Linked DNA regions of Mus musculus: region 2 is linked to region 1. A link is a loop called in an ENCODE intact Hi-C map of the cell type or tissue named here. Cell type or tissue: left cerebral cortex. All regions are shown on one strand. Links, peaks and the distances in the headings refer to the core of each region. The heading gives the core; the rest is flanking DNA. Region 1 has its middle 39 kb from the start of Gm34293. Region 2 overlaps Ctnnbl1 (catenin, beta like 1).

Evidence for each region. Peaks named below come from ENCODE experiments on the same cell type or tissue, not always from the same donor. Only the 100,000 strongest peaks of a DNase experiment are listed, where the experiment ranks them.
Region 2: a loop joins it to region 1, with 2.2 times the contacts of the local background. A loop is called at or near these places in 2 of 42 quality-filtered maps.

The regions. Positions count from the first base shown.
Region 1 is chr2:157,629,756-157,645,617 of GRCm38, reverse strand. No RefSeq gene overlaps it. Among named protein-coding and RNA genes, the nearest start is that of Gm34293, 39 kb to the left of the region's middle. In left cerebral cortex, for the core only: a CTCF peak has its summit at 9,769 (motif pointing left); a DNase peak (open chromatin) is centred at 9,764.
Region 2 is chr2:157,791,363-157,807,224 of GRCm38, reverse strand. It overlaps Ctnnbl1 (catenin, beta like 1), which reads right to left. Exons shown (of 16, transcript NM_025680.4): 5 at 7,701-7,798; 6 at 457-550. Among named protein-coding and RNA genes, the nearest start is that of Ctnnbl1, 62 kb to the right of the region's middle. In left cerebral cortex, for the core only: a CTCF peak has its summit at 5,648; DNase peaks (open chromatin) are centred at 2,556, 4,318, 5,753 and 7,515; H3K27ac peaks cover 2,885 bases.

The sequences.
Region 1 (15,862 bases), core at 5,365-13,364:
GAAAGAGGAGTTTCCACACATGCACACAAGTGCCTGCAAATTACTCAAGCCAACCCAACCAAATTATTCCTAAAAACAAAAAACAAAAACCCAAACACATCCCTTTCTTGTTTAAGACAGTTGAGCGGGGCTCTGGGACACCCACAGACAACCTCGGATAATTTGTAGCAGTTCCTGTGTCCTTCTATTCAGGGACCCAGGGATGTGTGTGTAGGCTGATTAATTAATTCATCCATTCTGCAAACATTTACTAGCATGCACCATGTAATAGGTACTGCGTAGCAGAGCAGCGTGATGATCAACAAGATACAGTGCAGGCCTCGAAGGACTTCCCATCCAGCCAGGGAGGCAGATAGAAAAATATACCAGTGTAGTGAAGCAAGCCTGGAGAGAGATTGCCAGACCTTCAGGCAGACAGAGCGGTAGCCAGAAAGTAAAAAAGACTGGCCAAGATGTAAGTGGTCACCCTGGGAGTGGAAGTGGTGAATGGAGGGCCAGAGCAGCGAATACAGGAAACAGGCGAAGGTGGCTGGTGGATTACAGTGGCTCGGGGTCAGGGGTGGACCTGTAGTCCTTGCAAGGAGGAGGTGTGGTCTTTCCCAAGGTTTCTGGTAGTGGGGCCACAAGAAAAGTGTGCCCACTGTGATATCAGGAGATTGCCAGTTCTGAGTGTGAGAATAGGTGTCAGACAAACCCCCTTATACAAATCCGTGTGAGCTGGGTCTTATCAGTGAAGTGGGTGACCAGAGATAGGTGGTGTCCCAGGCAGGGTGCTGGGAAGATGTGCCAAGTGCCAGGATCAGGAACAGCCTGTGTGTCTTCTAGGCTGAGGGGAATCTCACCTCCTGAAACCAACATGTGTGCTCAACACCTGTGACCAAAGATCGTTAGGAAGGCAGCCTGTGATGGTTTGTACATGCTTGGCCCAGGGAGTGGCACTATTAGGAGGTGTGGCCTTGTTGGGGTAGGTGTGTCATTGTAGATGTGAGCTTTAAGACCCTCATCCTTGCTGCCTGGAAGCCAGTATTCTACTAGCAGCCTTCAGATGAAGATGTAGAACTCTCAGCTCCTCCTGTACCATCCCTGCCTGGATGCTGCCATGTTTCCCCTTGATGATAATGGGCTGAACCTCTGAACCTGTAAGCCAGCCCCAATTAAATGCCCTTGTAAGAGTTGTCTTGGTCATGGTGTCTGTTCACAGCAGTAAAACCCTAACTAAGACACAGCCCAATTGAAAAATTAGAAACTAGTTTAAAACAAGCTATTTTCAGCATTCCTCCTCCTGGTAACTAGATTGTACAGTTCTCCAGCATGAACTTTGTAGATGGCATGTATCATCTCCTGGGGCTCTAGGAGGTGATCCCAGCCTGGTAAAAGTGTGGGGACATAAGACAAATGAGGAAGGAAGCCAGTACTGGCTGGGCCACTGCCATGCCTGAGGGCCGAGAGAGAGTGTGTCATAGGCTCAGCACTCAGGACCTGCACTAGCTGATGGTTGTTGCTAAAATGGCTGCTTCCTGCACTGCCAGCTTGCTCCACTGACTAAGACCTGCTCAGCTTGACAGTGTCCTTGGGATACATCTAGGATCTATGTATGTACTGATAACCTTTGGGATCCTGAGCGGGAAATAGGGCAAAGGCCTGGGAGCGTCCTCCACTGCCCGGCAGCATATGGATCCAGTCAATCTGTGCTTCGTTTTCATTCCTGCAAAATGGAGTTGATGGTGACCCCTCCCGCAGTAGACTCATCAGGACATGGGATGCTCGGCAGCAGGTTAGAAAGTAGCTTTGCAAATGGTGGCTGTCAGGACTTTAGTTTTTCCTGTGTGTGTGTGTGTATGTGTGTGTGTGTGTGTGTGTGTGTGTGTGTACGTACGTGGTGTACATGGGTGAGTCTGTACACCTCTATATGCACGTGTAGAGGTCAGAGATGAACATCACTTGTCTTCCTCAAGACCTCCCCATCTTAACTTAAGATTTATTTGTTTTTATGTGTGTGGGAGTCTTATCTACATGTATGTGTGTGCAGTCCCTGCAGAGGCCAGAGGAAGGCATCAGATCTCCTGGAACTGGAGTTATAGATGGCTTCAAGCCACCACGTGGATGCTGGGATTTGAACTCAGGTTCTCTAGAAGAATCGCCAGGGCTCTTAACCACTGAACCTAAAATTTACTGACTGACTAGAATATCTGGCCCACAAGTCACAGAAATTCTCCTGTCCCAACCCCCTCCTAGCATTAATATCACAGATACTTTGTGTGTGTGTGTGTGTGTGTGTGTGTGTGTGTGTGTGTATGTGTGTGTGAGTGACTTCTGTAACTTTCTTAGACTAATTTTCAAGCAAAAGAGAGTGAATCTGGAAATCCGGGTCCCTGGAAGCCACACGCATCTCTCCTCATCACCCAATTCTGCTGCTCTGAGCTCCTAGCAAAGGCAGTTTCTGGTCCAGCGTCATCACTGGGAAAATTGCTTTGACCTTGAGGAACAACACTGCACCCTAATTTGTTTCTGTTTTGGGCTCTGATCCCCCTTCATCAGCGACCTGGGTTTGGACCATAACAAGATCTGTGTTTGCAGCTGGGGTCCTGCCTGTGTTTTCTTAGCATCTCCATTTGTCTGTTTGGTATCATCTGAAGACCAAGCTGAGGTGGTTGACATCTGCCCTGGATCCGAGCCACACTCCCTTCACTTCCTTTAGCTGACTGCAAACCCCTTAACTCTGTGCATGGCCAGCTAGGAGAGACAACTGTACTCACCGCCGTGGCCACAGCTTCTGGGGCTAGTCTCCTAACAAAGCAGAGCTGCTGCCCTGCCTGTCCTTCTCCACAAATTGCATTTGAGCTAAGGTGGGTTCAAGCCACCTCTTGTGTGCCAGGCCAGACCCTTCTCTGTGCTACACTGCAAGGTAGTAGGGATTATATGCTGCTGTCCCTGTAGGACATGCCCTGTCCTTCTCGTACCTGTCACCAGCAGGGTCTACTTCCTTGTCCATGGCCTGACCTGTGTCCTCCTGCTGTGCAGAAGACTATCACCTCTGGTGGTGGCTCAAACCCGAGGCTGGAACAGCCTTCTGTATACCATCCAGGTAGGGAAGGCAGAGGTGGTGAAGGGTTAGACCTGCCTATGCCTGCCCTGGCTCAGTGTGCCAGGCCTGTACAGGCTAAGCATGGTACCTGCCCACTTTCCTGCCCTCCTCACACGGGGACAGCCTGCTCCCACTGCTCTTAGCTCCCTTCCCACTGCCCCCACCCTTTTGTGAGAGATTTGGGTGTCTCCCTCTGGCCCTTAGCTTTTAGACATCCAGACTTTATCTTATTCCCACAACACTCCAATCTCAAACCCAGAAGGCACGAATGCCATAATCTGGCTTTGAACTTGGAAGGAATGAACGAAAGAATCAAGGAACCTGAACCAGGCTCCAAATAGAGAATTTATTTGCCAAGACCCTCAGGCCCTGTAAGTGACAAGGACAAATAGGGGCACTACTTCCCCTCCCTCTCCAGGAGCTCCGGCACCAGCAGGGGTTCCACTGGTTTAGGAGAGACTCTCAGCCTACCCTCTGTACCCCATCCCCTTAGGGAGCCCAAAGGTCCTTCCTAGTTCTTGAGATTCTTCCATATGGCCGTACCATCCCACCACAACCTGGGAGGGGACCAAGCCCATGGCCTCATCCCCACCTCCTCCAGGGCTGCTACAGCCCACCATAATCCACACCTCCTCCAGGGCTGCTACAGCCCACGACAATCCACAGCCCACTTCAATTAGCCCACAGCCTACACACCAATTACTGTGTCAGTCACAGCACCAGCCGAGAGAGCTAAGAAGGCTTGGAGAGAGGTAGAGCCAGGCTGAGGCAGCCTGCCCACATGTACGGGATGAGACCATTAAGGGCTCCGAGAAACACTGACTCCATTTCCTTCAGACTGGCTTGCTTGAGAGCTCAGGCTACGCCTTCCCACAATTCTTGACTCTTTCCAGTTGAAGAGCCAGAGGGCCTCCCATCAAATCCCAGTGCACACCCTGCTCCATTTATACGAGTGCCTCAGTTTCTCCACACACTCGAGCCTACATTCTGAGTGAGAGGGAGTTTCTATCTCCTGGGCACCCAAGACACTGGATAGTAAATGAATTGTGACAAATAGAAGCACATCTGTCACAACAGGAATCAAAATAATACCCTCGAAGGTGACAGCAAAGATACAGACATCCAGAGGACTAGGTCAGCTCGGTAAAGGCGCCAGCCATCCATTTAAACAGCATCTGACGTCACTATCTCTGTGTCCAGTCGTGGATTGGATGCCAGGGAGCCAGCAGGAGGCTGGCTTGGTATACCTGGGAGCTCTCAGGCTGCTTGTTTTGACTAGATTGTTGAGGTTTGTCTTCTCTGTATCATGTCTCATTTCCTGGGTCCTAAAGTCTTTTAGACCTTGAAAAAGTATGGGGTTAGGCGTGCACAAAAGAGGAATGGAGGCGGTGACTGAGTAAGAAAGGACAGGAGGTGTGGCCTGCCCTGCTGGAGGTGTGGCCTGCCCTGCTGGAGGTGTGGCCTGCCCTGCTGGAGGTGTGGCCTGCCCTACAGAGCAGACACACCACATCCCTTCCCTTTTTAGTCTTGCTGGCTGTCTTCATGGGCAGGACAGGCTCCTCTTAGAACAGACCCCTAGGCCTTCTTTTGTCTGGTGCTTTGGGGAGCCGTTCCCTCTTGATTTTCTGACTATGAAACGGGGTGGAAATACCCATGCTGTCTCAGCCAACTCAGGGGTTGCCCAGTCAGAGTTCTCTGTCAGCCTAGCCATAGCAAGTAGTCCAAGGAAGTCCATGGAACCCTAGTAAGCCAGTCCTGAGGTTGCTATAGCGACTGTAGAGACAGCCGGTGAAAAGAACTGGTACTTGAATCAACAGATTAAATCTCTCTTTTTTTTTTTGGTTTTTGGAGACAGGGTTTCTCTGTGTAGCCCTGGCTGTCCTGGCACTCACTTTGTAGACCAGGCTGGCCTCGAACTCAGAAATCTGCCTGCCTCTCTGTATAGCCGTGGCTGTCCTGGCACTCACTTTGTAGACCAGGCTGGCCTCGAACTCAGAAATCCGCCTGCCTCTGCCTCCCTAGTGCTGGGATTAAAGGCATGTGCCACCACTCCCGGTTTAGGTCAGGCTTCTACCAATTGTAACCAAGTTTCATTTCCAACCTTCCCTAAGCTGCCCATCTACTTAAAAATTAATTAATTAATTAAAAATTTAATGTGAGCCAGGTGGTGGTGCACGCCTTTAATTCCACCGCTCAAGAGGCAGAGGCAGGTGGATCTTTGAATGTGAGGCCAGCCTGGTCTGTAGAGCCAGTTCCAGGACAGTCAGGGCTACACAGAGAAACCCTGTCTCAAAAACAAACAAACACAAATTTAATATGGAGAGGCTTGGCACCACTCAGGTGCAGGGGGCTGGAGAGGTGGCTCTCATTTAAGGACACATACTGCTTTTGCAGAGGACCTGAGTTTGGTTCCCAGCGCCCCTTTTGGGTGACTCCCAACTGCTCGTGTAACTCCAGCTCCAGGAGATCCAATGCTCTCTCCTGTCCCCAGGGTGCCTGCACTCACGTGTGCATGTTCATACTCACACACTTATTAGTAAACTCAGTCCTTTTAAAATATATAAGATGAGGCACAGGTGCAAAGGCAATGTCCACCCCTTTCTGTTCATTTGTGCTCTAAGTCATTTCTACCATGACTAGTGTTACTCTCACCATAAGAAAGAAAAAGAGCATTTGCTCTAAAATGGACGCCATAGTGTTAGGACATAATGAGGAATGATGGGGGGCAGAGCCACAAGTTCATTCTGAGTCTACGTCTACGGGGCACAAAGGCAGGCAGATGGCATCTGTAGCTCTGGAGGACAGAAGAGTAGACGCCATGGTGATGCAGACTGGGCAGGTCCCAGGAGTTTCTGGTCTGGTAGGAAGAGTGCCCCTCTCCCTGGTGATGGTCTCCAGGGTGTCAGAAGCTGTGGAGCTGAACGTGTGAGGAGGTGTGTATTTCACTTGATGTGTGCTAGTTTTGGTTAGCTCCTGTCACTGGGTTGGTGCCTGAGAGCATTTATGAAGAGGAAGGGTTATTTTGGTTCCTAGTTAAAAAGGCTGTGGTCAATAACCACAGACTCATTATCTTCAGGCATCTCGGGAGGCAGCACCTAGTCAGGATGAGGTAGGAAAAAAAAGAGAGAGAGAGAGAGTCTGTCTCCCCAGCTATCTTCATTGGCACTCCAGCGGCTACCCTTGAGGCCCCACCTCTTAAAGGTCCAGAACTTCCCAACAGCATCCAAGGCTGGAGATGAGGTGAGATGGTTATTCTTGGTTGTCCACTTAACTACATCTGGAATTAACTAAAATTCCAAAATGGAGGACACACTTGTGAGAGATTTTTGCTTAATTTGAAATGGAAAGATCTACTTCTAATCCAGATCTTTGAGGTAAGGCACACCTTTAATCCAGATCTTTCCAGTTGAGAAATCCCACTTCTAACCTGGGCCGCGCTTTCTGCTGGAAGCTATATAATGACATCAAGGCAGGAAGCTTTTGCTCTGTGCCTGCTCACTCTCACCTTACTGACAAGTCCATTCCTTCACTGGCCTTAGAGACGACTTCTTCAGGATTCCAGTGAATACTGAAGACCAGCTAAGACACCGAGCCATGTAGACCAGTTAAGACACCCAGCCAAGCAGACTGAGCAATGACTGGACACTTGGACTTTCCATTCATAACCAGTGACTGCTGGATTAGCTAGACCATAGCCTGTAAAGTCATCTCATTTTAACAAATCCCATGCATATATATATATATATATATATATATATATGAGAGAGACTGACTCATTCTATAAGTTCTGCTGCTCTAGAGAACCCTGACCAACATACCAGGCATCCCACATGTGGGCCTTGGGCCAACATTCCTATCCCAAACAAAGCAATAATCACAATAATAAAAACATCTCACAGTAGTGCTGGGGAGGTGGATCAGTGAGGAAAGCGCCGACCACACAAGCATGAGGACCTGAGTTCAGGTCCCCAGCACCCAGAAAAGCTGAGCCCAGAACTGGGGAGGTGAGATTGGAAGACACTTGAACATCATTAATTGGCCAGCAAGTCTAGCTGAGTAGGTGAGCCCCCGGTTCAGTGAGAGGCCCTGTCTCCAGAATAATATGGACTGTGATATAGGAAGGTATGTCAGATGTCAGTCTCTAACACATATACATACACACACATACCTATGCACACATCAGTGCACATACATTAACACACATGTACATCACATATACACATAATTTGGGAAGGGTGATGGACCAGCATCTTACAGTGTAGCCCTGACTGGCCTGGAATTCTCTGTATAGACCATGCTGGTTTTGAGGACCAGGGTTTCCTCCTGTCCCTGCCTCTCAAGCGCTAGGACTAAAGGCATGCTCCAACGTGCCTGGCTACACACACAAATATTTAAACCAACAATCTGTATTCCTATTTGCGGGTAACTTTAAACCCCTTCACTAGTCCACTGGCCTCTCAGATTTTATATGCTCTTTCAGGTAACTTTAAATGAAATAACTCAAAATAGTTTCAGTTAAAAATTAAAATAATAGCCGGGTGTGGTGGTGCACGCCTTTAATCCCAGCACTCGGGAGGCAGAGGCAGGCGGATTTCTGAGTTCGAGGCCAGCCTGGTCTACAAAGTGAGCTCCAGGACAGCCAGAGCTATAAAGAGAAACCCTGTCTCGAAAAACAAACAAACAAACAAAAAATTAAAATAATGAAGGAACCTGTCTACCACCACATGGGGGGTGGGGCAGAAGACACCCAGAGGCCCATCCACTATAAGAGCCACTGCAGGGCTGGCGAGATGGCTCAGTGGTTAAGAGCGCTGACTGTTCTTCTGAAGGTCCTGAGTTCAAATCCCAGTAACCACATGGTGGCTCACAACCATCCGTAATGAAATCTGATGCCCTCTTCTGGAGTCTCTGAAGACAGCTACAGTGTACTTACATATAATAAATAAATAAATAAATCTTTTTAAAAAAAAAAAAAAGAGAGAGAGAGCCACTGCAGTTCGCAAGTGGTAGAGAGATGGGAGAGAGAGAAGCAGAGGGGTCTGAGCACCATGAGGAGAGGCAGAACTGGAGACATGAGGGTGCTGAGGAACAGCCTGAAGGGAGCAGCCTGTGTTGTCATCTGAGGCCACAGTGAAGTCGCTGCCCATGGTGCTACCAAGAGCCATGTCTGGGTCCATTGCCCTGCAGCAGCAAGGGTCTGTGTCAACATCTGTGGTCCATGTTACCATCAAAGGCCGAGTGCATAGTCCTGGTCTGGGTTGCCGCCCCTGGGCCATGTAGATGTACGAGGGGTGTGGGACGCTGAGCAGAGTTGGCTCCACCCCTCACTAGCCAGGTGGTTGCATGGGCAGGCCAATGCCCCTCGATGGGTGCAGCACTGGGGAGCTTTGATCCAGGGCCCACCCCAACATCTACTCCATCTATGAACTGCTGGAGCTCATGAAGGGGCTGGTCCTGCAGATCCAAAGTTGCAGAATCTCCATGACACAGGGCAAGAACAGAATATCTGAGAGGAGTCCGTGAGCATCCACTACTGATAGACTAGCAGAAGCCAGAGGCCTTGAGCCAGACCAAAGACTCATTGCAATGAACATTTGCAAGTAATGATATTTGGATAAAAGGTGTACTGTGGGACACCCTGCGGCTTCTACAGAGAGATGCTTTTGGTTGTTGCTTCTTTTACTTTTTAAAAAAATTTTTAGGCACACGCCTTTAATCCCAGCACTCGGGAGGCAGAGGGCAGGCGGATTTCTGAGTTCGAGGCCAGCCTGGTCTACAAAGTGAGTTTCAGGACAGCCAGGGCTATACAGAGAAACCCTGTCTCAGAAAACCAAAAAAGAAAAAGAAGAAAAAAAAGAAAAAAAGAAAAAGAAATTTCTTTTGGGTTGCAAGGGCAGAGGGTAGATATGAAGGGATGGGGAAATGAGTGAGATTGGGGTGCATAAAGTGAACTTCACAAAGAATCAATAAGAAGGTTTTTAAAAATTAAAATAATGTGAGAAAATGTTTCTGGGCCCCCAACCTTCTCCTATAACCACCTAGGCTAAGCCTCCCTCCCTGGAGACCACTGCAGAAATCCTGGCTGTTCTTGAGGGTCTGTCTCAAAGCAAACACATCAGGATCTGGACCATCTAAGGGCTGCTTCCTTCTGGAACAAAGAGCCTGGCATTTGGGAGAGAAAAGTCATGCTTTCCCAGCAAAAGTGGTTTCTTGGCATCGATGGGTGGAACTGCCTCATGGATGGATACCCCTTTCCACAGGACTAATTATAGATTTATTAATATTTATGGGCCTCTCGTCGCAGCCGATAGATCTTGTTCGAGGACATTAAGCCTTATCTCCGTCCCTCCAGGAAGGGGCATCGAAAGCCAGTTCTAATTGGGTAGCCGGCAATCAAGATAGAAGGGAAAAATGACAATAGCTTGCCTGTTGCCATATATTAAAATATGGTCCTCCCCTCTCAATGATTATCTGCAGAATTAATATCTTGCTAGTCCAGGTTTGGGCCCTAATAGCAGGAAACCGTATTAAATACTTTGCTAAGAGCAATCAGCTTTTTGATAAGGCTAATGGCTCTAGCCCTGGCTATTTCTCATGCTGAGCGGTCTGTTTCTAATCCAGCAGAAGCCTGGCCACTTTGTCCGTCTCGTTTGTCATTCAAAGTCAGCAACACTGGCGCCATCTCCTGGTCAGGCTCCCTGCTGCATCTTTCCATTCCCCATCCTGTCGCGGCCTGGAAGGCTTGCCCTGGGAATGAGGTGGCCATTGCATCTGCAGGAAGACGCGAGAGATGAATGCTGGTTCTCTATTTACTTTGTCTTTTCACTTAATCGAGGCTCCTAGCCGTAGAACGGTGCGGTGCGTGTTTAGGGTGGGTCTTCTCACCTCTGTTAAGACAGTCTAGAAAGTTCCTGAGAGTCGTTCCTGCAGATTTATTGCCATGGTGACTCTAAATCCTATCAAGCTGACAATGAAGGTTGCCATCAGCCATCACACGACCTCTCTGGGCTCAGTTTCTGCATCTGTAAAATGGGACTAGAAGTTGTCATCCTCTGCAGAACCCTGTGGTCCAGCCAGAGACGGACACAGTGTGACAGCTCTCAGAAGGGAAGCCTACGCGGGGCAGGTACCTGAGGTCCCAGATCTGGCCTGCACCGTGGCAGCGTCAATACCAGCAGCTGGGGCAGGGCAGCTGCCGGTGGCAGCAGGCAGTGACAACAGAGGCAGCAGGAGCATGAGTCCAGCCTGTCAGGAGGGTACAAGGACCAGCGATGAATGCTTCTGGGAAGAAAACCTTTTCCCCAAGTGTCACAGCTCAGTAAATCAGTCGCTCTCAGATGATTCTCGGTGAAATAGCCTGTGCGCTCTATTCCATGTGTACAGGGACTTTATAAACACTGAGGAGCAGGGTGGGATCCAGGGGTAGGGGTTTCCTATTGGCTCAAACTGAGATGCTAATGATGCTAACCTGCATGGGGAAGGACTTCAGATGTTTTCCCCCACATGGCTGATTGTCATGGTCATCTCAGTGGGTTGTCGTGGTTATGTGTCCCAGAGCACGTAGAGTTTGGCATGGAGTTGGCCCCACTCCTACCATTCTCAGTTCTGAGTTTCAGGGGGCTTGGGGCCACTCAGCCTGACCAGTTCTTCTGTCTGGTGGCAAGGTCTACTTGCCCACAAGAAGTCCCTGTAACTGCTGTTTTGAGCTTTAAATGAGACTATATGAGTAAGACAGGGTGCCCAGGCACAGGCAATGCCTACAGATCAGCTCATCTTTACTACACTCCCTGGCATCCTCCTGCCATTCAGAAACCTCTCTGCGGGTCTCCACCTGACCTTGTCTTGTGTTGTGGGTGCTTTTGTGTCTCCCCTCTGCCACCCTAGATTGGGCTCTAGATTCTCAGGGATCTAGATGTGCCCAGCTTTACCATTTCTCAAGGCCCTGGGTAGCTGACTTGAAACCTGACACAGTGAATGCCCAGATGTTGCCTCAGTGTGAGCATCATTCCAGATGTGTGACATTCACTGTGCTCCAGACCCCGTGGCAGGGCCCTTTACAGAGATTAATGCATAGTAACCAGGGATCAGCAAGAGTCCTCAGCCACCAGCCCAGGGAACTAGGCCGTGCTTCTGCTTCCCAGGTCTCAGGCAGCCCCATTGGGCACAGTGATGGCTTTCTTTCCCCCAAGGTGGAAACTGCTTCTTGCTGGGTCCCCACTCTGTCTAGGCTCTCCCCAAGAGTATCCCCCACCCTTAAAGTGACTACTGTGGTTCTCGTATAAGAATGATGGGTACTAGCCGGGCAGTGGTGATACAGGTCTTTAATCCCAGCAATTGGGAGGCAGAGGCAGGTGGATTTCTGAGTTCGAGGCCAGCTTGGTCTACAGAGTGAGTTCCAGGACAGCCAGGGCCATGCAGAGAAACCCTGTTTAAAAAAAAAAAAAAAAAAGAATGATGGGTATTGAGGTTCAGAGAGGGTGAGGTGACATGCTTGGTCACACAGCATATTAAGTTAAATTTCGAACCCAGATCCAGAGGCTCTGGTTTATTTGGGACTAGGGGTTTGGTAAGAAGGATGAGTCCGATCCAGCTCCTGCTGGACTGCCACCATGTCCTGACTTTTGTGCTCTCTTCCTGGGGCACCAGCACTCTGGCAGTCTGTTCCGTGGTAGCTGGCCCTTTACCTCGGGAGGCAGGCAGACCCACCCTAGCCTCTGCTTTTTAAGCTTCACTTCCAATCACCAGCTGGAATCTAATTTTAACAACTACAGAGTCCCCTTCCTAGGATCCAGATCCTGTACTGTCTAACTCTGACCCTGGTGCCCCTGGGTCTTAAAGCCCACCAGATCTCCCTCTTCAGGCTACAGACATCCGAGTTGAGAGGAAAAGGGTCCAATTCTCCCTCATGGGAACAATGTACGTGATAGAAGCCCTGTGGGGAGGGAGGGAAATGAAACGACCTCCTGGGTGAAGTAGGGCAGGAGGCCTGAAGCCTAGGCCCAGGCTCTGGAAATAGCGAGCTCACCAGTGAGCCAGTGGACGAGGCAGTGCCAACACTTGGCTGCAGGACCAGAGAACCCAAGCAGGCCAAGCAGTCTGTAGGTCTCCAACAAGGAACAGACAGATGTCCCGTAGACAATACGACCAGAATTAAATCTAGTGAAACAAACCCAGGGGCTAGGCCCTGCTCTCAAATGCACAGGGCCCTGCTCACCCTTCCATGTAGGCAGATCAATAGGCAGCATTGGTACAAGAACCCAGAGCCCAAGAAGAGCTGATTTCTCCTCCTGCCGCTGGCACCTGTCACCAAGACAGCTATGCAGTGGCTGCTGACAGGTACCACAGCCGTTCACCATCTCAGCAATGCTGACAGCTGCTCTGGCTGCCTCTCTTCAGGGAATATACTCATCTGAGACCAGACTGTCTCCACAGAGGCATCAACAAGGAAAAGGGGGCGGACCGCAGGTTGTCACTACACTGTACACCTGCCCATCTCCTCAGGCACCACCTGACGGGAGACTTTTAATCATCAGAGGGCCGTGGAGGGCCTCTGTAAGGATCTCTGACCTCAGTGACCTCAGCTCCTTCCCAAGTAAACCTTAAGCAGACCTGAGAGCCACCTATGCCCATATAACAAGTGTAGATATATGCTCTGTTGTGATCATAAAAAGATAAAGAGCTATAAGAATGTGTTCTATGGGGGTGTGGGGGGGTGCCACTGTCCTAGGGTTACCCACTGCCAAGCTTGCTAAGACAGCCATTATCCCAGCCCTTGGTGTTTCTCATCCTATAGATGAGAAAATGAACCCAAGAGGCAGAGGACAGTTGGTGGCCTATCTGTCCCTTAGAGTCAGAGACTACCACCAACACATTCACAAAGGTCACAGTGCATCGGACTAAGGCTATGGCTCCGTTGGTAGAATACTTCCCTCTGAGACATTCCTTCCCCCTGAGAGACCAGCCACACGACGGTATAGTATAGAATAAAGTTTATTCAGGACATGGGGAGGGAAGTTAAGAGAGTAGTAGAAGCAGAGAAAGGCAAAGAGAAGGAGAGAGTAGAAAAGTAGAGACCAGCCATGACCATGTGGAGAGAGAGCGGGGAAAGGGGGGAGCAAGGGGGCAAGAGACAAGGGAGAGACAAGAGAACAAGAGAGCAAGAGAGAGTAAGAGAAAAAGGAGGGGCCAAGCAGCCCCTTTTATAGTGGGCCAGGCCTACCTTGCTGTTGCCAGGTAACTATGGGAGTGGAGTCTAGACAGAATACTAACATGCTCAGCCTCTGACATGCAGCATGCAGCCAATGCTTGTACTCCAGAGACTAGCAGCTTGCACAAGAGCACATGTGTGCGCACATGCAGGTTCTCAATATGAGAAGTGCAAATGTGCAGGCATTCGTGGTTTAGTTCCCACATACTCACGCACCCACATTCACAGGTGCACAGGCAGAGCACGGGGTCTCGGTCTGGACTCTTTCAAAGGGAGCCTCTAGGTGGGTAGTTCAGATGAGACACAGGAAGATCAGAGGAAAAGCAGGGTGAGAAATATGTGTGAGTTACCATGGTGCCCTCTGCAGGACACCAGCCCCAGACCCTGGGGGACACACTTTACACTCATCCCACAGAACAAAACGACATAGTACAGCTTATCACATCATAGTGGGATAAACTAGAAATCAGTAGCAAGAGAGGCCACAGGAGCTGTACAAATCCTTAGCAACTGAACACTTTCCAGTGACCTCAGTGGGCCTTGGAAGAAATCGGAATGCCAAGCTTCTTAGAACCAGGCCAGGCGTGGTGGCACCTGACTTGAATCCCAGCCCTTGGGAAGCAGAGGCAGGAGGATCATGGTGAGTTTTAGTTCCGTCAGATACTTTCTGAGAGGAACGTTCATAGGTTTAGTGCTGAGATATATAAAAAGAAATCAACAAACTGGGGTAGAAATTGATGAGATGGAGACTAAAGAATGCTACATAGAACCCATCGGGCAAAAAGTTGCTTCTTATAAGCTTGACAAACCTCTAGCCGAAATGACCAAAAAATAATGACTAGAATTAACAATGAAAAAGAGGAGGAGATGGCAGTAGCCTTTTGGCTACTGCGAACAGTTCCACTATGAACGTATCTGGACACTATGTGAAGCTGCTTCTCTCTGCCTTGGGTGTGGACTCAAGACCAGAATCACTGGGTCTTGCGGGAACTCTCTGTCTAGCTTTCAGAAGGCCTGTGGATTGTTCTGCAAGAGGCTGACCTACTTTACATCCCTGTGAGTGATGCACAAGGACCCTTGTCAGCAATGTGGATGCTGGGAACTAAACAGGGTCTTGACTGACCCTTAATGCACTGAGCTTGGATCCCCTGAGAGAAAGGCACTCCCTCCTAACTGCTGAGGTGTCTCCAGCCCCCAGCCTCCTTTTTTGGAAGTGGAAGTACATATAGCAGTGGCCTACACGGCTTGCTTTGTTGTGTTTCTCTTCTCATGAACACACGATTGTTGGAGAGGTGAAGGCTGCAGCTCAGGTGGTAGAGCTTGCCTGCCACAAAGCCCTGAGCTCGATGCCAGGGTACGGTGCCACACACCTGTGATCCCAGCTCTCGGAAAGTGGAGGCATGTGGATCAGATTGAAAGTCAGCTACATTGTGAGTTCAAGGCTAGCCTGGGCTACCTAAGACTGTCTCAAAAATAAACAAAAAGATACTATTTCATTGTTTCATTTTTCTGTGGCTTGCTGGTTGACAGTGTTCTGTTTAGAATCCATGGCTATGAATCTCCGTTCTCTCTTCCATTATGATTTCTGACTTCTGTAAGGTTATGTGACACACTTTGTAGAATTTAAGTTCCTGCAAGTTCATGATTCTTCTTTCAGAGCTAACCTAGCATCTGCCCTGCTTGGGTACCTGGAAGCTACTGCAGGGAGTTCTTCCCTGACACCTGCTAGGTCCAGCTGATCTAGAGTGCCCTTCCCCCTTGATTCTATCCTGATCTTCTGCATGGCCCTTCCGTCATTATTGAAAGAAACTGTCATTGCAGTTATAGCATTTTTCAGCTGCAGAATTCGTACTTTTTAAAAATTAAAATAAGTTCTTCTTTGATATTATTTTTTTTAGTAAGACATCACTCCCATCCTCTTCTCCAATTGATTGATTGATTGGCTGGCTGTGGGCACGAATATGCATGTGTGATGGGGGGCAGGCATATACATGCCAGGTACACAAATGGAACTCAAGGGAGAACTTCCAGGGGTCAGCTCTCTCCCTCCACCTGCTAAGGCAGGGTCTCTCTCTCTTCTTTCTTCTGCAGCTGCACTGTGTACTGAAGCCCAGAGAGCCTGAGAGCTTCCTGGAGAGACTCTAGTCTCTGCTTCCCACTTCTTGGGCATTCTGGGATTACAGATGTGCACTGCTAAATCTGGCCCTGTTTCCCAATGCATCAGACATGCCTTTTTTTTTTTTTCCTTCTCTAACTTACTCCATTTCTTATTGCTGTGGCAGAGTACCTAATGGAAACAATATAGGGGAGGAAAGGTTCATTTTGGCTCACGGTTGTAGAGGGTTCAGTCCACAGCAGCTGCCACATTAAATCACTGCTAATGTTTTCAACAAATGTCTCTGAGATAGGTACACAGTGTGCTCTAACTCAGGTCCAACAGACAAACTTTGGAAGTGAGGCTTTTCAGGAAGGAGCTGCCAGGTCCAATAGTGAGGGGTCCCTACCTCACTAGGCTTCAGGTGTACACTGTCACGGTTCAAGACTCTCAGAAGAGCAACTGAGCTGGTCTC
Region 2 (15,862 bases), core at 2,548-10,547, 160 kb before region 1:
TGCTTCCTAGGGCAGAAAGGGCCCCACAAGGATTTCATCTTAACTTTTGGAGGCAAAGGCTGCTAAGGAGAGGTGTTCATATTGCTCTTGCAAAGATCTGGGTTTGCTTTCCAGCACCTATATCAGAGGGTCTACCACTTTTAACTCTAGCACAGGAAATCCAACAAGGATCTCCTGGCCTCCACAATGATGTGCAAACACTCCCCAACATACATATATACATAATTAGAAACAGTAAAATCTTAAAATAAAATTTAGGAGCCAGCATATTTTATATTTTCTCTTGGATGGGTACCTACTTAGTGGATTTCAGCTTTTATTGCCTATATACCAAATCAAAGCTGTAGTTACATGAAATGCACACATGGGTCTTCATTTTTAAAAGGCAGCTTTGGAGTATAGGGGAAAAAAAAAAACCAAAACCCATTTGGTTGTTAATTGGTGCCAGCCCCTCACCTAGGGTGTTGTGGACGCCATCAGCCTCCTCCCTCACAGACTCATCCAGGCGCTCCAGATTCTGCACCAACAATGCGGCCACCTGCCCGTCCACCTGCGGGAATAGGAAGCAAAGGAAGAGAAGAACACATCACAGGTCAATCCCCAAATGTCCCCATTCCCCTAGTCACAGCTCTCCATTCAAATGAGCAAACTGAGTGCAGAACTGGCAGCCTGCAGTGCTCTCTCAACCCATGGCCTCTTCAAGGCACTCCGAGGCAAGGAAGGGGTCTTAATGGCTTCCTAACCCCAAGTTAGTCCTGACCCCGGCTGGGCAAGCCAGAGATGAGTGGCACAAAGGAAAAGGCAGGGTTACAAAGCTGGTGAATGCAAGGTTCTCATGGTCATCATCCCACCTCTCCTTCCCCAAGCTCTGCCTCAGCAGTACCTACACATGATGGAAAAACAGGGCATGAGGCATTGGGTAAAACATACTTCCAGCTCTTACTTGAGTCACCTTTTGAGGTCGGTAGGAAACCCACAGTAGCTACAGAATACACACATCTGCCAAGGAGCGATACCAAAGTCAGGATTCCTTCTAGAATCTTGAAGAGAGCCTTTCCTCCTTTACACTGCCATCTGTACAACAGGTTCTGGGGGACTGCCTGTGGGCAACCCCAGGGCATGCAGGGAAGGAAGGAGGGAAGGCAGCCCTGGTTTTCTCTCCTGGAGAAGAGACTCTTTAGCTAAGACAGCTGTGATCAGGCATCTAGGAAGACTGGAGAGCTGGGTACAGCCTCCCTTCCCCTTCCCACTGCCTTGCTTGCCTTACACAGGAAGTGAGGATAAAGAAGAATCCTACAGCAATCGCAGGAAAATGGGGGGAGGGGGCACTACTTTTGGCTAAAGGAACAACTCAAAATGCCCACAATCAAGTTTGCATCGAGTTTTGTTCTCACTCCATGCCATTTACCTCGCTGGGGAAGAAAAAGCCAAGTTCTTTGCTAGCAAGCCCCTTACTTCACGGACCCTGGCTCACTTTAAGATCTTGAACAACTCTGCCCAAACAGATACCTGAGAAACTAACCTTACCAAATAAACTTATGCAGTCACTGTGTGCTCTCAGTCAGTGTTGCATCTACCCTGGCATAAAGCTCACAGCTCTCACTCACAGAGCACACAACAAAGGCTCAGGGAGGTTAGGCAGCCTGGCCAGAGCCATAGAGCTGGGACAGCAGTGAGCAGAGAACAGAAAGACAGACAGGAGGAGGAAGAGCCCAGTGAGCTGCACTCTACAGACCTGGTTGGACAGAGCCTAAGGATGACAGGGAGGAGAAGACAAATACAGCCCCTGCTCTTTCTGGGACTTTCTGAGACTCAGGGGCAACATCTGGACATGAAGAAAATCTGAAATTTGTGGCCTGTCTGCACACCCAGTTGCTAGTCAGTGACGCTTTCTGAGCTCTCCCTTATGCCTTGGGGAAGGAATGGGGACGGAGCCACTGGAGAGGAGCTGGTGCCAGAGCTGGAAGGGCTGCAGCAGAAAATGAGCTGCTCTCCCTCTTCTCCCAGGGATACACAATCGTGCTCTCAAGTCTCACAGCCAGTAAGAACATTAAAGTGTTTCCCTTAATAAACTGAATCATTTATGCATGGCAAAGAAAGCAGAAAACATCTGGGGGCACAGAGCATCCACAACTTAGTTTTTTCTAAACCACCCTAACTAACTCCCCTATCTCCCCCAATTCAGAAGTGGCAAACGTCACAGCTCTGCTTGGCAGCAATGGCTTGTCACTGCTACAAACAAGACGGCATGGCCGGCTTCTGCTGCGATGGATGGCAGCATTATTTATTTGCATTATTTGTCTCTTTCCCTGATTCTTAGTTATGTTTGCCATCTCTGCTGTCTAGAAACTGGCAGGACAGTGGCGGTGAGCAGCACTTAGATCCTAGAGCCAAGTGGATATGGTTGGTGGGTGTCTGGCTGGAGGAAAGTCTTTTTTCTTGTTACAGAAATCTAACTTCCAACAGGCAGACTTTTTAAGCTTGCAAAGTGTGAAACTCAATGTTTAGTTGGGTTAGATACAATTTTATCTGATTGCAGGAGGGCCGAGAGCAGTCAAAATACATTTAGCTCAGAAAACCCTTAGGAAAGTATTTGTATTATGCATGGCTCTGGAGTCGGCTGGTAAGGAGTGCAAATTAGCATTCTGCCTACTTCCTCCAGCCTCCAGCCTACCTTCAATTTTCTGGATCTGTGACCAAGTCTGAAACTAAAAACAAATCCTGCGTGGGGATTAAAGCACCAGCCAGAGCAGCCCTGGCCTTGGAAATGAGGTCTCTCTGAGGCCTGGCAGTTTCTGATAAGTCTCTGGTTATTTCTGCTTGTTAGCAGGTCCCCAAACAGCAGGTCTCACTATGAGGAGGTTTGAGGGCATGATCAGACATCTTTTTCCACTTGACCAAAGAAGAAGGATATAAGAGAAAAGGAGGAAAGAGGGAAACAGGCAGATGAGAGGGTCTGAAGAGGATTCCTTTTCTACCTGGCCCACTCCATGACACTCAAGAGCTAGATTGGAGTTCTTCCACCCACAACGCGTTTCAGAAATGTCATGTTTAAAAAAATAATAAAATAACCCCCAAACATGTGGAAGGGATCTTGATCAAATAAGTTTTGAAAGTCATAATACTAAAAGCAAGCCTACAGTCACCTCTTGAGATATGTGCCTCCATTCCTGCCCTCCCACTCCCCACCCACAGCTGCCTGTCGGTTGTTCTAAACATCTAGACAGACACTTGCCAATCCCATGCCTAATGTCTGCCCATGCAGACGATTTCACAGAGGCCTATAGGACGCAGAACCACTCCCCACACCAAGTGGCTCCTCTCATTCTCCCTGGTGCCAAGCTCATTCTCACCTTGGTCTCTTCCCTGTCCTACCCTGCTCTTGGCCATTTTGAATGGCTGGCTTCTTCTTGTACCCAGAACTCAGGCCTGTACTGGTTGATTTTGTGTCAACTTGACACAAGCTGGAGTTATCACAGAAAAAGGAGCTTCAGGTGAGGAAATGCCTCCATGAGATCCAGGTATGGCATTTTCTCAATTAGTGATCAAGGGGGGAGGGTCCCATTGTGGGTGGTTCAATCCCTGGGCTGGTAGTCTTGGGTTCTAAAAGAAAGCAAGCTGAGCAAGCCAGGGGAAGCAAGCCAGTAAGGAACATCCCTCCATGGCCTCTGCATCAGCTCCTGCTTCCTGACCTGCTTGAGTTCCAGTTCTGACTTCCTTTGGTGATGAACAGCAATGTGGAAAATGTGAGCTGAATAAACCCTTTCCTCCCCAACTTGCTTCTTGATCATGATGTTCATGCAGGAATAGAAACCCTGACTAAGACAAGGCCTTTTTAGAGAACCAGGTCTAACCAGACCCCCACACACTCAGCCATTCCATTTTCATCCTCTGCATGACCATCTTGTTTCACCCCCTGAGAGCAGAGACCCTATCAGCCATACTGAGAGCTACAAGCAGCCAGTTTCTAGGACCAAGAGGAAGTCAGCACGCAGTGAGCATCAAGCGAATGAAGACCTGGTGAGTTCTGCTTTGCGACAGAGATAAAGGAGAGAACACGAATGGAAGCAAGAAGGCCAGGAAGCAGAGGCTGACACGGTGACAAGCGTCAGGAGACCCTCAGCGTGGCTGCACCTGAGCAGCACAAAGCAAGCAGCACATCAGACCAAGGCAGACCATGGCCTGCGCTCAGGACTGGGCATCTGAGAAGGGCTGCCTGAGGGCAAGGATGGGTGTGGAAGGGTCCCCAGGTTCTCTACAGCAAGGTACACTTGCTCCAGTCTACAGAAGATGCGGGGCTCAGGCAGCTTCACGCCTCAGCGGCTCTTTACCCTGCTCTGTATGACTCCTCCGCACAATCTGAAATTCTGTTGGCTTGGCCCCAGATCTGACCAGCCCTACTCTTCATCCCACAGAGCCTGCCTTCTCAACCTCCTGGCCTCCTGTATCCTCATTGCTGTTTTCTTTAAACAAAGCCTCCATCTTTGGATGTCTTATTTAGACCCAAGTCATCCAAATATTTAAAAATAATTACTGAAAATGCTTTCTGAAACATTTTCAAACTGAAAACTGTTCAACAAACATCCACAAACATGTCACCATGTGGTAGATGACACTTCTCACCATCACCTGACATTTACAAACTGCTGGATCTCCACCAGTTCTGGAAAACAGCCAGCAAGTAGTGGGTGCCCTAAAGATCTCTAAATACGTACTGATGCCTCACAGGTGCACTGTGTGACAAACATGTGAAACACAACACGGAAGGGAAAGTAACCTTCACAGGGCACACAGTGAGTGGCAGAGCTGCAGGCCTGACCAGTCCCCCAGTGGGACCACAACTTGGGAAAGACAAACTGGCCCACAGAAGCTATAATGCAATGTGTCAAGTTCCCAGGTCTCTGCTGGGGAGATGATATGGAAAAGCTTCAAAGACTGAGCTGAGGCTGGGGGAGGCTTGACAGGAAGATATAAGGGTCCCAGAAAGCTCAGGGAGGCACTCACTGCAGGCCATCCACTGTCTGGTCACTGCACTCAGGAGCCACATGGCTGTGGAGGGGTGAGCCAGGGAGTTCTCACCAGCGCAATAAACCTCACATCTATGATCTCCAGAGAAGTCCATCTTCCAGGCTCCTAAATTGATTTGTTCCAAAGCACAAATACTCCCTTTGTGTATACAGAACAGCAATGAATGTGATCCAAAATTTAAAACCCCAAAGATTCCCAAGACTGCCAGGACAGCACTTTGCTCACAAATGTGCTACTCTATTGCTGGGACTTCCAACTGGGAAAAAGACCAAGGCAATAACTGCAAACTGTACGCCATAATAAATCCTGCCACATGCCCTCTAGCCTCTGCTCCAGCGAGTCCAGGCTTCCAATATTGGCCCCAAATTAAAACTATGAAGACAACTCAACCCTTGTAATATGAGAATACTTATCAAACTTCTTCCTCAATGTGGCACGAGGGCGAGATAAACAGAAGCCTCCTCTCCAGCTCTGCCCACTGATATTTACCGACGACTTCTGAGTGGTAGCAGACAAGCAAATAACATACTGGACTCCAGAATGCAGTGTCTGTGATTCACAAAAGCCCCACCAGGATAAAGCCGTAAGAGCCAAAATCTTAAAATAATATAATCATAAAAAACCCCAAACAAACAGGAAATCCTGCACAGCAGCTACCTAATGGCTCCCAAGACTGAGGAGGAACTGCTCCCTTCCAGACAGACAATAAAATCTGCAAGATGCAGCCTTTGTTGGTGGGCTTGGCAACACGGAGACACAAAGGGGGCTTTGTGCGAGCTGCTGCTTCTATGTAGGTTCACAGCAGCCGCCTGGCTGGCTGTTCCCCTCTCATCTTCTCCATTCACACAGGCAAAGGACGGTAATTAAAACCAGCCCAGGGACTAGGCAGGAAGGCGCACACAGGGCCCACCGTAATTAACCTCTGGAAGGTAAGACTGCACAAATGACACTGTGGAGAGACAGTGCAGGAGGGGGTGCCACAGCCTTGCGACAAATGCTCCTCAAAACAAAGGCTGCCCTGGCAGAATCCTTCCCTGTCTGTACAGTGGTTCTAAGGAAAAATAAAGGTCTCAAAGCCCATGAAAGTGGCAGCTCACTCTAGGAAGGAGCCTGAAAGGAAACCAGCTATAGAAATTTCACACTAGCATCACGGGTCCTGCTGGACTTCAGCCGGGCTCAGAGACAGTCCTTCATCTCCAAAGGGTTCCCAACCCCTCCACTTATACCACATCAGCAGTGAGCTCAGTGTGGGGAAGATCTGGTGCTGAGAACCTTAGTGGCAGGCCGTACTGCAGAGGCGTCTCCCAGGCACTGGAGTTCCCAGTCCAGTTACCTTGATTCCCTAGGTCTGTGGGTGGGACCAGAAGGCAGCTTAATGAGCCTATCATGAATGGCTGCAGTGGCTTCTGAGAAATTACAGACTTCTCAGAAAGCAACACTTGCCACCATTCTTATCAGAGAGAAGAGGCAGAAGAGGGCAAAAGGAAAGGGAAGCCCAGAGTCCCTAGCAGTGAGCAGAATGAACTGCCATCAAAATTAGGGGAAGAGGCTAGACCAAATCTGCCTCCCCCACTGGCTAGCTGTAGTGCCTCTTCAGACTGGAGGCCTCCCTCATCAGGTAGGGATCAGAGCATGCAAGCAAGTTTTTGCTTCAGTGGACACAGGCCAGGCTGAGGGGCCCAGCAGGAGGAGTCCATGTGTCTCTGGGCTTTCTCATATGTCAAGCTGGGACCTGGTGAACAGGGGTTGCCTTGGTGCACCCTGGGTAACCGCTGAGGAAGTGAGTGATGTCTGAGGCTTGGCCTTGGCTTCACACATATGGCGATGCAAATCTTTAATTCAAACACAGAGAAAGCAAAGGCAGACAGAGATCTGTGAGTTCAGATCTCTGAGATTTTGAGGCCAGCCTAGTCTACAAATCAAGTTCCAGGCTAGCCCGAATTACATAGTGAGACCCTATAACAAACTAACTAACTCAGCATGGGATGCAGTTCTCACCTACATGAGATCTCAGCAATTCCCCCCAACCCCCACATGGCAATGGTAGGCCCCCATTTCTCTACTCTCTCCTTCTCTCTGCCTTTTTCTGCCTCTGCTACCCTCTTAACTCCCCTCCCCATGCCCTGAATAAATTCTATTGTATTCTATACTAAAAAAAAACAAAACAAACCAAAAAAAGAGAAATCTCAGGTTTGCTCTTCATTTCTAACACTCCCTGTCTCCCTGACGACCCATCTTGTGTACAGTAAGTAACAGTGTCCATCCTCGCTGCAATTATAAAGCTCAAGACAGAAAGCAAACATCTGTGAGATCCCTCTATCAAAAGGTTAGTAGCAACCAGCGAGTGAGGGAAAGACACAGAATCAGAGAGAAGAGAGACTACAGAGATGCTGTTCCGCCTCTCCTGTGCCCCCGCTTCCAGGAGGATGTGGGGAGGAATAAGCAGAGCTAGGGAAGGAGAAAAGTCCTGCCAAGAGCACTTGGTTAGTAGGCACTGGGTTCCTCTCGCCTCCTCCCTCACAGTCCCACAGAAGAACTCGGCCCACCAGCTGCATTTCTGCACCACCTCCATCCAGCTCCAACCAGCATTCTACGGATGCCCCCTGAGCAGAGTGGCAAGGCCAAGGCCAACACGTCACAATCCCACACAACCTGAAGTGCGAGCTACTTACCAGGGCGTCGATGAGAACTTCTGCTCCTTCTTCACTCTCGTGGAGGGTGTCTATGTCTGTCAGCTCCTGGAGGAGATCGACCACAGCTATGGACACATGTGATGAGCGTTGTTAAGGATAGTCCATGCACATTGAGGCCCTGCTGACATCTTGCTCAGTTTTTGGCTCCCCTTGGGTACACTGGCCACCATCACTGTATATCTGTAACACCCGCAGGTCTTTCCTCCATCAGTGGGTCTCAGTGAATGCAGCTGAACTGACTCACTTACAGCTTAGTTTGCAGGTCTACTATGTTTTCATAATTTCCAAGCTTTAAATCTGGGGACGCTGCATTTCTAGCTCTTTATCCTTATCTCATAACTTCAACTCTCAAAATGCAGCATGATTGGACCTGCCTGGCACAGCTCACCAGCAAAGGCAGGAAAAGTAAGTGTGCCTACCAGGGGGTCGTCAGAGACCAGAGCAGGATGAAATGCTGGGCACTGGAAAGGAAAGAGTTTCCACAGGGCAGCGCTGAGCCCCAGCCATACTCCCTTGATCCATACAAAGAAGGTGAACAATGGGGCTGGAAAGACAGTAAGTGTTAAGTGTGTGTTAGGAGTTTAAGTGCTTAGGGTGTATAGGTGTTAGGAGTGTGTTATGAGTGTAAGTGTTAGGAATATGTGTGTTAGGAGTACATGTGTTAGGGGTGTAAGCGTTAGGAGTGTACTTACAATTAGAAGTACATATTGTTTTTGCACAGGACCCAAGATTAGTTCCCAGCACCTACATCAAGTAGCTCATAACTCCCTGTAACTCCAGCTGCTCCAGGGGGTCCAGTGCATTTCTGGCTTCCACAGGCACTGCACACATGCACCCCCTACCCCAAAGGCCTAATTAAATAATTGTTTTTAATGTGTACAATGGAATCAAATCATGGGAAAAAAGAGGAAAAGGAGTGTGAAGTTTAAGCAAAAGAAAACAAGAAGTGGGAGAAAAGAGTGATTTTGAAACTAGAAGGCAGAACTAAGCTTTCTTTCCCTAGAAAGCCGAACTTGTCTCTGTCTGTCTCTCTTCTCCCTCACATAACCTGCATTTACTGAATGCCCATGGTTAAAAAGCACCGCAGAGTGCCAAAGACAAACCCATTCATGGCTCTGGTTGTCGGTCTCTGCCTCTGTGGAACGATAATCAGACATTTTAGTCTCATGTATCAAACAAGGACACGGACCGGGAACTCTACGTATGACCTGAGTGAGGAGCTTGGGAATGGCTTCCTGAAAGGACACCGGCCAGAAACCAGGCAATGAGGAACACGGGTCCACGTAAGCTAGGGAGCAAAACTACAGGATCAAAAGCACAGATGCTGGACTTCACCAAAACACGAAGGGGAGAGTGGAGGACTAGGGGGCAAGTTCTAATTTGGTGAAGAAAAAAGGCTGCACAAGTGGGCTGGAGAGGGCAGCCAGATGGGTAAGAGGAGTCTCTGCGCAATCGCAAGGATCTGAGTTCAGGTCCTGGTACAGACATAAAAAGCCAGGTGTTGGGGTGGAAGGGAGACAGGAGGCTCATGGGGCATGTAGCCATCAGCTTAGCTCAAGCTTCAGTAAAAGCCCTGTATCTCAGGAACAAGGGGAGAGGAATAGAGCAGGACACCCCAAATCCTTCTGTGGTCTCCATGAATGCATGCACAGGCGCGCACACACACACACACACACACACACACACACGAATATGATAAATAAAATAAAAAACCATTTTTTTGTTTGCTTTCTCAAGATAGAGTTTCTTTGTGTAGCCTTGGCTGTCCTGGAACTTTCTGTGGATTGGGCTGGCCTTGAACTCACAGAGATCCACCTGCCTCTCTACTGTCTGGGAGAGTGCTGGGATTAAAGATGTGTGCTACCACAGCACAATTTTTTTAAAAGAGAAAGAAAACAAACTGAAGAGGCAAGCTAGGGCTCATGCGGACATGATATGCTGCGAGAGCTGGGGTCAGGGTGCATAGCTGGTGGGGAAGTGGGACTCACTCCAAAGCTGCGACACACAGGGAGTGTAGAATTGGAGACAAGATCAAGCCAGGACAGTCTCATTGCAACAGAAAGAAAAACAGAAGAGGCAGGACATACTGACAAGAATGGCAGAAATGCTGCTGCTAACTGATGGCCTAGGGATTTTATGGACAGCTTTTGCTGGAAAAAAAAAAAAAAAAAAAGGAGGTTTACTGACTAGATGGCTATCATGAATAAGTAATTACACTTTTTATGTCTCTTTTACTCTTAAAGGTGATATTTACCCAAACTGCAAAAGTGCTACAGACAGGATAATGAGCTTAAAGGTCTTTGGACAAAAATCTTTCACATTTTATAAATGAGGTAACCAGAAAGCTGTTGACATAAAAGACCATGGGTCATACTTGATATACAGTAAATCCTAATACACACGTCATTTTCATTAAACTTTTAAAGAGCTAACAAATTAATGCCTAGAAACCCCAGTGCTACCCTGCAAGCAGGTTTGTTCTCCATGAAAGCCAAAACAATCTCCATCATAAAGTCGGCCATCACTGGAAAGAGAGGCCCATTGGACTTGCAAACTTTATATGCCCCAGTACATCCACATCACAAGAGCCAAGGGAGCATTCCAGGTCATAATCCCTAATCCAGCCGTAACACCGCGCCACACCTTTCACACTGATGCATGGCTCAAGCACAGCAGACTCGGGTAAATTCTGGTTTAAGGGAATTACTGCAATCACAGGAAAGAACGCCCCAGTATTTATTTCTACCATAAATTATTAAAAGTCTTAGGCTAAAGGATAAAATGTTAATAACTCACTCTTGCCTCTCTTGCTTCCTCTCTAGCCCTCTCGCTCCCTCTTCCCTTCTCTCCACATGGCCACGGCCGCCCTCTGTTTCTCTACTCTTTCTCTCTGCCTTTCTACAATAAACACCTTGAAACCAAAAAAAAAAAAAAAGTTAATAACTCCTCATCTAAGGAACTCCCACATTTAAACTCTCGAAAAGGTCTTAGGTGTGATAACCCATCACCATGCTTACTTAATATGCACAGCAACATTCTATTAACATTTATCTACCCACACACCCATTCGTCTATCCCTCTATCCATCCACAACCCATCCTTTTCTCCCTCCCTTCTTCCAATAGCCCACCTACCCCTTCATTTATCATCTACCCACACCTCCATCTATCTACTGACCCATCCACCCATCCCTCGATCCATACACCAACCCACTCCTCCCTCCCTCCCTCCCTTCCCATCTCTCCACCTGTCCACTGGTTTTCCTATCCACCCACAGAGCCTCCATCTGTCCAATGACTGCTCTATGTACCCAGCAGACAATCTCTGCATCCACCCACTGACCCCACCCCATCATTCATCTACCATAGTTGCTTGTATATAGGAAAGGATATGAACCAGGTACAATAAGTAGTATCATTCTATCCCTTGAATGGCAGCAGGAATGATTACTTATTAATTAGTATGTATAATTAATCATAAAATAGACTCAAGACAACCACCAACTCATGATGGTTTATTTGATTTTCAATTTGTTGACTTTACCAAGGTGTGAAAGGATATGTTCAGCAGAAAATACATTTAGACTTTGGGATTTGATCTTCTCCACACTATTAATAGGCAGTACACTATTCTGCTCCATGCTGGGCAGAGCCATGAGCTGTAACTTCCAGCTGGCATCAGATCATGAGAGTGATGCCCATATTCCACCTGTATGCTCTTGCTAGAATACATGTGGTAGCCTAGAAGTTCTACACAACATTTTTGTCTTTAAATAGTTCAACTTAGTGATGGGTTTATTGTACCTGGCTGGGTGATGGATGGATCAGCAAAAATCTGAGGTCAGGGGTCATAACATGCTCATCTTTGCTTTGATGAGTAGGACGGTCTGATAATCAACAACAGCCATATAACCTTGCGCAAGCCCCTCTACTTCTTTATGTCTTTGCTTCCTTACCTGTAAAATCTGGGTGATCATCTATGCCCAACTGATGTCCCTGTATGGTGTAAGAAAGAAAAGAGGCAGACCTTCCAAGGTCGTGTAAGTTAAAACTAAAGTTTTTATATACAAGAGCCCAGAGCAATCTCTTTAGGGCAGATCTTACTTATCTTTGTTTAGTCTCACAGCGTGTGCCAATGTTTCACATCAGTTATAGGATTTAAGTTAGAAAATTGATAATGTAAGTAGCTTTATATGGGAACCCAATGTCTTTCTTTCTACCAAGAAAAGTCGTTTCATATAATGCTCTAGTAGACTCTTTTCCTGGCTTACTTTCCTGCCTAATTTGAGAATAAGCTATTCACTAGGTCTAACAAACATCTTATCTGATCCCCCACTGATTTTATATAAACCCTCAACTTTCCCAAAATAGCATTTCGGAAGCCAATAAAGAGACCATAATTATGACCATCAACTCCTAGGGAAAATAATATGACCACAAGAAGGAAGGTCATTTGAAGACCAGAAATAGGAACAAGGACGGACCAGGACTAAAGATGGACAGACAAGGAGCCTCTTCCATAGGCAGGCACTGGGCATGGAGACAGGCTTCTCCACTGCAGGTAATCGCAACTGCACAAGGTAAAAGCTTGCCCATCTAAGCATAACAGGAAGACAGAGAGCCTGTCTTTCTGGGGATGACTAAAACACAGTTTGGTTTGGTTTAAGAGTCTATTTTGTCATGTTGAATAAAAGGGCCACCCCACTTGTTCCCCCTGTATCTGCCCACTCCCGGGGCAATACAGCGAAGTGGAAAAGACCAGTGGGGCATGAACAGCCCCTCACACAGAGGTTTTTGGACAAGGGTGCTGCTTCCTTCTGTTGTGTGGTTTGGCTGTAGATATTTGGTTAAAAGAGAGGAGGAAGAAGAATAAGGAGCACCAAACAGATGGCTTCTTAAAAGTCATTTAAAGAAGACAAGCCAGAATAGATTCGAAGGATATGTGTGATTTAACACAGCGAATGTGGCTCTCTTTAACAAAAATACTTCCGTTTTTCTTTGTGGGTCGGGTAGTGATTAGATATAGCTGAATTAATGCAGATGAATTTAAAAAACAGACAATATGGTTTTCCTCTTTGAAAATAGTAGCACAATGTTGCCCAGACAGGATCTGGATTCTTCTAGTTATATTGACCCTAAATCAAATGCTATGGAGAGCACATACTCTGTCAACACTGGGTGCCTACTCACACCCATAGGCACCGACTGACATGCCACAGAGGAAGTGTCCAGTGCAGGCCACACCCTCTGTAGCCTTGGAAGACAGGGCTTCCTCACAGCTACAAGCAAGATCAAGAGTTACGGTAAGATGGCTCTACTTTCCTAGCCTGTCACTTTAGCTTGTTATTTGTAAGCCTAATCTAGACATGTTCTTTACAACATATCACCTGACTCCAAAACCAAGGGTGGCGGCTCAGGAGGCATTATCTGGGAAGCTGTGTGACACGTGAAGAAAATAAGACAATTTTTTTCTGTTGTGGTTTTGAGTCTGGAAATATCAGATTGAGACTGGCTCCTAAAAAGCCAACAGCTCAAGATATGCACGTCTTGTTAGACAGGGCTTGCCGGAGAGCAGCTAGCAGGAACCGGCTCCCTCCCAGTCCAATTAGAAAGAAGGCCCCTCGGCAGCTTAAGCCTTCCCAGCCCTGTTCTTGCTCATTAATGCTGGGTTTATAACACAAGGCACCCTAGACTACAGTGCACACTCTCTGGGATAATATGATGTCTCAGTCAGTTGGTTCCACTTTAGCACTCCCAGACCAAACTGCTCAAGTTCAATTGATCCCTGTTGGTCTAAGAAAAACAAGTCTGCTCTTTTTCCAAATTCCCACCGTAATTCTTTATAACACAGCAAGGGCAACTCTACAAGTTCTCCAGCTTGCTAAAGTCTGTGCCAAGAGCTATCTTAGACAACAGTGGTAACCATCACTCCCTAAAGCTGGTCCGCACAAGAAGGAGCTGTCCCATTGCCACCAGGGAAATATGGACCAATTTCTCCCTTCCTGCACATCCAGCTAACCATCACAACTCTCTCTTTCTGCATCACAAGTGCAGGGGAGGGGGCAGAAGGGATACATTCTGGTTGGACGGCCTGATCCCTTGCTGCAGAGCAGCAGGCACGGTTACCTTCCTTCCTCTTTCTAGATTAAGAAATCTAGTGTCAGTTATCAGGACACATCCGGATGAGTACAGGTTGGCAGCACAGTTGCCCGGGAGACAGTAGAGCACTGACAAACCTGCACCGCCCTCCTTCGCTTGCATCCATCTGAAGCTTCCTAACTCTAACCCTCAGCTCCTGACTGGCCCCAAGCCAGGGAGGACACTGCCCTCCTTAGAGCTCCAAGGGCATTTCCTGAGAGTATGGCTACAAGGGGGCCTCCCAATATGCACCAGGCAGTAATCTCGGTGCTTTGCTCTTAGCTACTGGGGCTGTCCCTTGCTTCTTCGTAGTGTACAACAGCATATAATGGAAGAGCCCGAGAGGAGTCAAATCTACCACAATGACTTCAGCTATGTCACATAGACCGGACACTCAGTCAAGAGCATGGCAAATGACATAGTAACAGGATGCTTACAATCTTGTTGCTATGAGGACTGTTTTAGAAGTTTGTCACAGAAGGGGTGGCCAGCTACCATCTGTGGTAATTTCACTACTGTACTCTCTCCTTGAGGTATTCCTCTTCCTTTCTTCAAATAAATTAAGAAAACACTGGGCCAGAAACAAACTGTGGCTAGTAATATCTTAGAAAACTATCTTTCACATCTTTGCTTTTACTTTTAAAAATTAATTTATTTACTTTACATCCCAACTGCAGTGTCTCCCTGTCTCCCTCACTGCCCCCCCACCCCCCCCACCCCCCCGCAGACTTTTCTCTTCTGAAGAAGTCTCAGAAAAAGGGAGGCCTCCCATGGCTATCAACCCACCTTGGCAGGCCAAGCTGCAGTAGGACAAAAGGCATCTCCTCCTACTGTGGCTAGCATTGCAAGGGGAAAGTAATCCAAAGGTGGGCCACAGAGTCAGATACAGAGCCTGCTCCATCCCATGAGTGCTCTCTGTTGGTGGTTCAGTCTCTGTGGGCCACTATGGGCCCAGGTTAGATGATTCTCTATGTTTTCTTGTGGGCTTCTATTTTTCTATAGCAATGCTCCAAACAGTTCACACCCAATAAAGTGGGGTGAAGGTGTTGTTGGCAATCTAAAAATGCTCAAATCATTAAGTTATAGGATATTATTTAAAAATAAGATATTTTGAGAGGGCAGCAGCTGTTTGGTTCTACCTTGTGCTTCTTCTAAACACATTTAATGCAATGTAAGGTGGGTCCCCTCCCCCTCTCCTCACAGACCAGAGTTCTACTCTGCATCCAGCCCATAACCCAGCCTCTGGGGGACAGCGAGACAGCTGACGAGCCCTCAGCAGCGGCAGTGGTGCGGAGAGCCAGGATCAACTGTTCAGCAGCTTCTCACGGTTGAAAGGACTGAAGGACGAGGCACAAGCTGTTGCCTCCCATCCACTGCCTCTTAAGGTTACAACAAACCAGACTCAGATCCAATTAAAATCCCCATCATTTATGTTTCCTCAGAGAAGGACAAAGCAGAGATGACCTGTGCTTGGTGGGAACACACCAGCCATGTATGGTCCTGCGTGATAAATGAAGAGTTAAAAAAAGATTAAAAATTGAAGTCATGACAGCCATGAAATTGTTTATTCATGGTAAGGTGTTGCGGGCAGTTACAGCTGTACAACAGTAAATCGTTAACAACCGTTTCCTGAAGAATTTCCATTACAGATCACAGATAAGCGGGTGCGGCATTGGGGAAGATCACCATGGCAAAGACAGCATGTTAGCTGCAAGTTGGGAGGGCTTCCCTTTCCCGAAACCACTTGCAAGAAACTCGTACTTTGAAGAGGATGACATTTACCCTAATTGCTGCATCTAATTAAAATTAAGGTAATTAAAAATATTTCAAATGCACTTTAAATGTGATGTAGGGCATAATTAAAAATCAGATTTTAAAAAATATCATTAGGGCAGTTGGGTGAGGGCTGGCAGAAAGGAGGGCAGAACAGCCTGGCCCTGGGAAAACAGGAGGAAAATGGCAGTCTGTCAGAGACGCTACAGGGAGATACATTTCTTCCCTTTT